2 separate regions of the Mus musculus genome follow, and region 2 is linked to region 1. A link is a loop called in an ENCODE intact Hi-C map of the cell type or tissue named here. Cell type or tissue: left cerebral cortex. All regions are shown on one strand. Links, peaks and the distances in the headings refer to the core of each region. The heading gives the core; the rest is flanking DNA. Region 1 overlaps Tmem117 (transmembrane protein 117). Region 2 has its middle 30 kb from the start of Gm31551.

What was found. Peaks named below come from ENCODE experiments on the same cell type or tissue, not always from the same donor. Only the 100,000 strongest peaks of a DNase experiment are listed, where the experiment ranks them.
Region 2: a loop joins it to region 1, with 9 times the contacts of the local background. A loop is called at or near these places in 21 of 42 quality-filtered maps.

Annotation. Positions count from the first base shown.
Region 1 is chr15:94,722,306-94,725,222 of GRCm38, forward strand. The region is part of intron 3 of Tmem117 (transmembrane protein 117); the gene reads left to right. Among named protein-coding and RNA genes, the nearest start is that of Gm25546, 42 kb to the left of the region's middle. In left cerebral cortex, for the core only: a CTCF peak has its summit at 636 (motif pointing right); DNase peaks (open chromatin) are centred at 644 and 1,303.
Region 2 is chr15:95,568,380-95,571,296 of GRCm38, forward strand. No RefSeq gene overlaps it. Among named protein-coding and RNA genes, the nearest start is that of Gm31551, 30 kb to the right of the region's middle. In left cerebral cortex, for the core only: no CTCF peak of the experiment used is centred there; a DNase peak (open chromatin) is centred at 1,419.

The DNA.
Region 1 (2,917 bases), core at 227-2,726:
AAAAATAAAAACCCAGTATAGCTAAAAGAATCCTGAGTAATAAAAGAACTTCCGGAGGTATTACCATGTCTGACTTCAAGTTATACTTTAGAATGATAGTGATAAAAACTGTGTGGTATTGGTATAGGAACAGGTTGATCAATAGAATATAACTGAAGACTCAAAAGTAATCCCACACACCTACAGACACTTGGTTTTTTGACAAAGAAGGCAAAACCATACAATGGAAAAAAAAGCATCTTCAACAAATGGTGCTGGTCTAACTGGAAGTCTGCATACAGAAGAATGCAAAGTGATTTATCACCCTGCACAAAGGTCAAGTCCAAGTGGATCAAAGACCTCAACATAAAACCAGATACACTGAATCTAATAGAACAGAAAGTGGGGAATAGCCTTCAACACATTGGTACAGGCGACAACTTCTTGAACATAACACGGATGGCTCAGGCACTAAGATCGACAATTGATATATGGGACCTCATGAGACTGAAAAGCTTCCATAAATCAAAGGACACTGTGATCGGGACAAAACAGCAGCCTACAGATAAGGAAAATATCTTCACCATCCCTCCAACACTCTTTAAAAAGTGTCTTTTTGAAGACCATCTTAGCAACAGAATTCTATACCAAAAAGAGCCACGGGAGGGCAGCAAAAGACATGTTTTCAGTGCTGGTTGTTAAAGGAAGTAAGACTGGTATTTTCCTCCCAGGAAAAGCAAGAAGAGGAATGGTTGGAAGAAATTGGGGAGACTATGTCCAAAGTGCATATCACCCAGCGTCCCCACAGCTGATGTACACTCACAAGGCGCTTCTAACAGCTGAGAAACAACCACACAAAAAGGAGAAATATGCCCTTTCCTGAGTTTCTGAAACATGATGTTGATATTTTTGTCTGTTTTATTGTCCGAGAAATTTTCTTAATTAAAATTATTTAAATTAAAATATAGTTATACCACTAACCCCTCCATTCCCTCCTTTCAACCCCTTCTATGCCCTCGCTCCTCAAACTGATGGTCTCATTTTCTTAGGCTGAGTCTGTTTAGTGTTGCTTGTGTGTATGAATTTAGGGGTGACACCACTTGGTATTGGATATCCAGTTAGGATGCTGACCCCTGCGATAGGCTAATTCTCTCCCTCAGCATTCCTTTTTTACCTGGAACTCTGGTAAACTTTTTTTACCTGGGCGTGGGATCCTCTGAGGTTTTCCTCTTGTGTTAGAATGTCTATTTATATTGTTATTGTGTAGGCGTTCACATGGTTGAAGTATGTGTGGGGGTAGCCTCCTTGTCATTTCTAGTAGTGACAGCATCACAAGAGGAATTCTGCTCTGGCCTGTATAATTTTTGTGTGCATGTCTACAAGAGTGCACCTTGCTGTTAGCTCCCTGGATGTGGAGTTACCGTGAGTCTGCCTATGAGTGTTGGAAACTGAATCAGACTCCCTGTAAAAGCAGTGTGGGCATTCCCTGAACCATCTCCCAGCCCCCGGGGAACTTTTCGGTGAAATTTACATAGCAAACTCTACCGTAAGTTCCTTTGTGTGGTGTGCTTGGCCTTTGTTATGACCCGGTACAGGCTCCTATGACAATATCTACAAACACAAGCATGCAAACATGTCCGCATGTTTTCCTATGACAATATCTACAAACACAGGCATGCAAGTATGTCTGCATGTTTATAGACTTAGTCCAGCCTTAGGAAAACAAATACTGTGCTTACCACTGGGAAAACCAGACACCCACTCTCATCAAACGCTCACTGTGAACAAGACCACTTTCCTCACAGGGTACTGTGTAGGGCAGGCTGCTAAGCTGGTGTGTGTAGAGTTGATCACAAAAAAAAAATCTTCAGATTTTATTTTTTTGCATTTTTTAGGTAGTTTAAAAAATATGTACTAGTATATAAATAGGGATTAAATAGAGCATAGAGAAGAGCTGAGGGGGGAAAGGCTGTGACGTGATGATTTGGAAAGTCTTCATGTGTAAGGTATACCCAGAAGTTCTGGCACAGTGGAGGTGGGATAGCCCCTCCCCCCTCTTTGCCTCCTTCCTGAGATGCTTTGGTGAGGAACTACATGGGGACCTAACCTCTAGTACATCGCTCATCTTACCTATGACTCTACCTCACAGCTTCAGTTTCTCGCCACAGAGGTGCAGGTGCAGGTGGAGGTGCAGGTGCAGATGCAGGTGCAGGTAGAGGTGCAGGTAGAGGTGTGGTGCAGGTAGAGGTGCAGGTGCAGGTGCAGGTGCAGGTAGAGGTGTGGTGCAGGTGTAGGTGCAGGTGCAGGTAGAGGTGCAGATGCAGGTAGAGGTATAGGTGCAGGTGCAGGTAGAGATGCAGGTGCAAGTAGAGGTGCAGGTGCAGGTAGAGGTGTGGTGCAGGTAGAGGTGCAGGTAGAGGTGCAGGTGCAGGTGCAGGTGCAGGTAGAGGTGCAGGTAGAGGTGTGGTGCAGGTAGAGGTGCAGGTGCAGGTGCAGGTGCAGGTAGAGGTGTGGTGCAGGTAGAGGTGCAGGTGCAGGTAGAGGTGCGGTGCAGGTAGAGGTGCAGGTGTAGGTGCAGGTGCAGGTAGAGGTGCAGATGCAGGTAGAGGTATAGGTGCAGGTGCAGGTAGAGGTGCAGGTGCAAGTAGAGGTGCAGGTGCAGGTAGAGGTGTGGTGCAGGTAGAGGTGCAGGTAGAGGTGCAGGTGCAGGTAGAGGTGCAGGTTCAGGTAGAGGTGCAGGTGCAGGTGCAGGTAGAGGTGCAGGTTCAGGTAGAGGTGCAGGTGCAGGTGCAGGTAGAGTTGCAAGTGCAGGTGCAGGTGCAGGTTGAGTTGCAGGTGCAGGTGCAGGTAGAGGTGCAGGTGCAGGTGCAGGTAGAGTTGCAAGTGCAGGTGCAGGTGCAGGTAGAGGTGCAGGTACAACTTTCACCTGAGGCCAAGT
Region 2 (2,917 bases), core at 177-2,676, 850 kb after region 1:
GGATGCAGAATGAAGAGCATTCGTTAAAGAGACATGACCTTTAATAAAAGGTCAAAGTCATAAATGATGACTCACCGGAGCAATGACTAGGAGTTAACTGATCCCTAGTGGGTAGTGGACTTCACTCAAAGATAGACATAGAGGAACACTTTGTACAAAGACAGTAGCAAATAGGAAGGGCCTGTGGCACAAGTGTAAATCCATAGCTCAGATGTCTGGGGCCCACAGAGTGACAGGAGGCAATCAAGAGGATTCTGAAAGAAGACAGGACCACACCACAGCATGGGCTGCAGTCCAGAGTGTGCACCTTCAACTAAAGAATGGGAAACCTCTGCAGAGTTTTAAGAAAGAAAGGGAATGTTCATATCTACTACAAATTTCTTCTGTATGCTGCCTGCTTACATACTGACACATATTTGGCGGGCCAAAGGAGTTACGCAGAGGTCATTACGGAAGACTGGAAGAGATGGAGCTGACTCAGACAAGGGAACTGGCTATGGAAAGGGGGTGGCAAATTCAAAGGCTTTAGTCAAAAATGAAAACGTGTGGGAAAGTGAAAGAGGAGGGCCAGACTTGTGCGCTGTTAGGTAGCCTTTCTCTCCCTGAGGAATTAGAAAGTAACCAAGTAGGGGAAGGTTAAGAGGTCCTGTTCATCATGCTGAGCCACAGGGCCAACAAAACACCACTCCCTGGTGCTGAGAAGGCAGGTCACAGGCAAATGTGAGTCTGGGGAGCAGCTAGGACGCAAATCTAAGGAACCCCAGTTCTGTCAGCAGAGACGGAAGTCTCCAGCACTGATGGACGGAGACAAGAAACAAGATGCTGGGCAAGGAAGATCCTGAACGGTGTGCAGTGCTGTGTCCTTAACCTCACGCCTCTGCATGACCTCTGCTCAGACTTCCTTGACCTTCTCCTCTCTGTTGGCTCAGCGGTTTAGAGCACTGACTGCTCTTCCAGAGGTCCTGAGTTCAAATCCCACCAACCACATGGTGGCTCACAACCATCTGTAATGAGATCTGATGTCCTCTTCTGGTGTGTCTGAAGACAGCTCTAGTATACTCATATAAATAAAAATAAATCTTTAAAAAGATTTTTAACTGGATTCACATGTGTGTATCAATGATAAACCTACAACAGGGGAATCATTTGGCAGGTTTGCTTCCCATTTGTCAGTTTCACGTTTTGAATGAACACTCCTCACAGAAGACATCCATGTGCCTTATAGCATCCAAGCTTCCTTTATATACATACAAAGAAACCCGATGAAGGTCACTGTCACAAGATAAAAATCCTGTTGCCTTCCCCGACCCTGACTCTCCTCTCCCTATTCGGCTTTGTGTTTGGGGAATTGAAGCGGTTGGAACTTAAAGAGAGGCAAGAGACAGCAATGACTCAATAGCATGAGTAATTCACAGAGCTGTGCTCAGGTCCCAGGAGTGTGAAAACACACACAGGAGGCAACAACACCATTTTCTTTCCAAAAACTGCTTCTGAGACAGCTGATATTGGGAACTGTTTATGAGATCTAAAATCTACCTCATTCAGAAGAATGACATATTTTAAGCCCTTTTATTATTGTGTGCAAAACAAAAACGTATGCATAACCAATCATTATCGTCTTCTTTCCTAAAATACTCCAATTGTGTTCTCTTTCATCATCTCAGATTCAACCACTGATTAGTGGTTGAATAAATCACAACATAAATATTCTCATGTATTTTCATTGTCACTTATAAACTTAATATCATGCTAATCGTATAAAAGTGTGCAAATTTGGGGATTTCTGGTATCTTAATATGCCGCTTACTAGGTTTTTTTTTTTCCCAAAGATAGGGAAACAAGGTCAAAAACATTCTTGTCTGCAACACATCGTAATATGGGTAATTATATAACTGTTACAATGTTGTTTAGTTCAAGCCACTATTTGCCATTGCAATGTAATGATTCATCTTTTCATCCTTGGGTGTGAACACTGTATCAAGTTAGAAATTGTTTATCATCATAACAAAAACCTTATTCCATTTAAGCTAGTTCCCGTTAAGAGGAGACACTGATCGACTGTCCAAATATCTCTCAAAGGAGGCTAACAAAGACCAAAAGGTAGAAAGCAAGGAAGCTGTGTCCCCCACCCCAGAGATTCCAGAGGGAGAGGGGCTGTGCTGACCCCTTACTTGTCAGACATCCCGGACCTTACACCTGTGGATTTCAATTCAGAACCCAGAACATTCTTTCCCTTTGTCACTGTAGGAGGTCACATTAAGGATATCCATTTATCTTGTAGTAATGTAAACTTTTTCTCTGATGGGTCTATCTGCAATTCTCCTTAGCTCACAGTATCACAAACCTTGAGGGAAAACTGCAGACTCCTAATACCTTATCACAAGATAGAGATTTAGCTCCAACTGTTCCAGAAAATTCAGTGTGTAAGAAAGAGTTTGGAGATCAAAATTTTCTAAAAATAGGCCATGAATATATTTTATCTCCTCTTGGAGTTTACCATATTTGCTTTTTGCTTTTCAAAATGTACTTTGGGGAAATCACTGTCTTTAATTTGTGACCAAAACCAGATATTTATGCTTTAATGAAACACTTTCAGAAATGGATTTCAAAGAGGAGATGATATGATATCTCTATGCACACAGAGAAGAAAGAGAACATTTTGGCTAAGTTGTGCCAAAGTCCTCGATCCACAATTTGAGGACACACATTTCTATAGCAGGACAGTTACATGTATCATTAAGACTTTCTCTCAGTTCTTATTACAAACAAAATCCAAAACTGGGGGTGAAGAAGTCATGGAGGTGTGACCCAGTGACTAAGACCATTTGCTGCTCTTTCAAAGAACCAGGGTTCAGTTCTCAACACCCACATAGAAGCTCACAACCACCTATAACTGCCGTTCCAGGGGATCTGATGC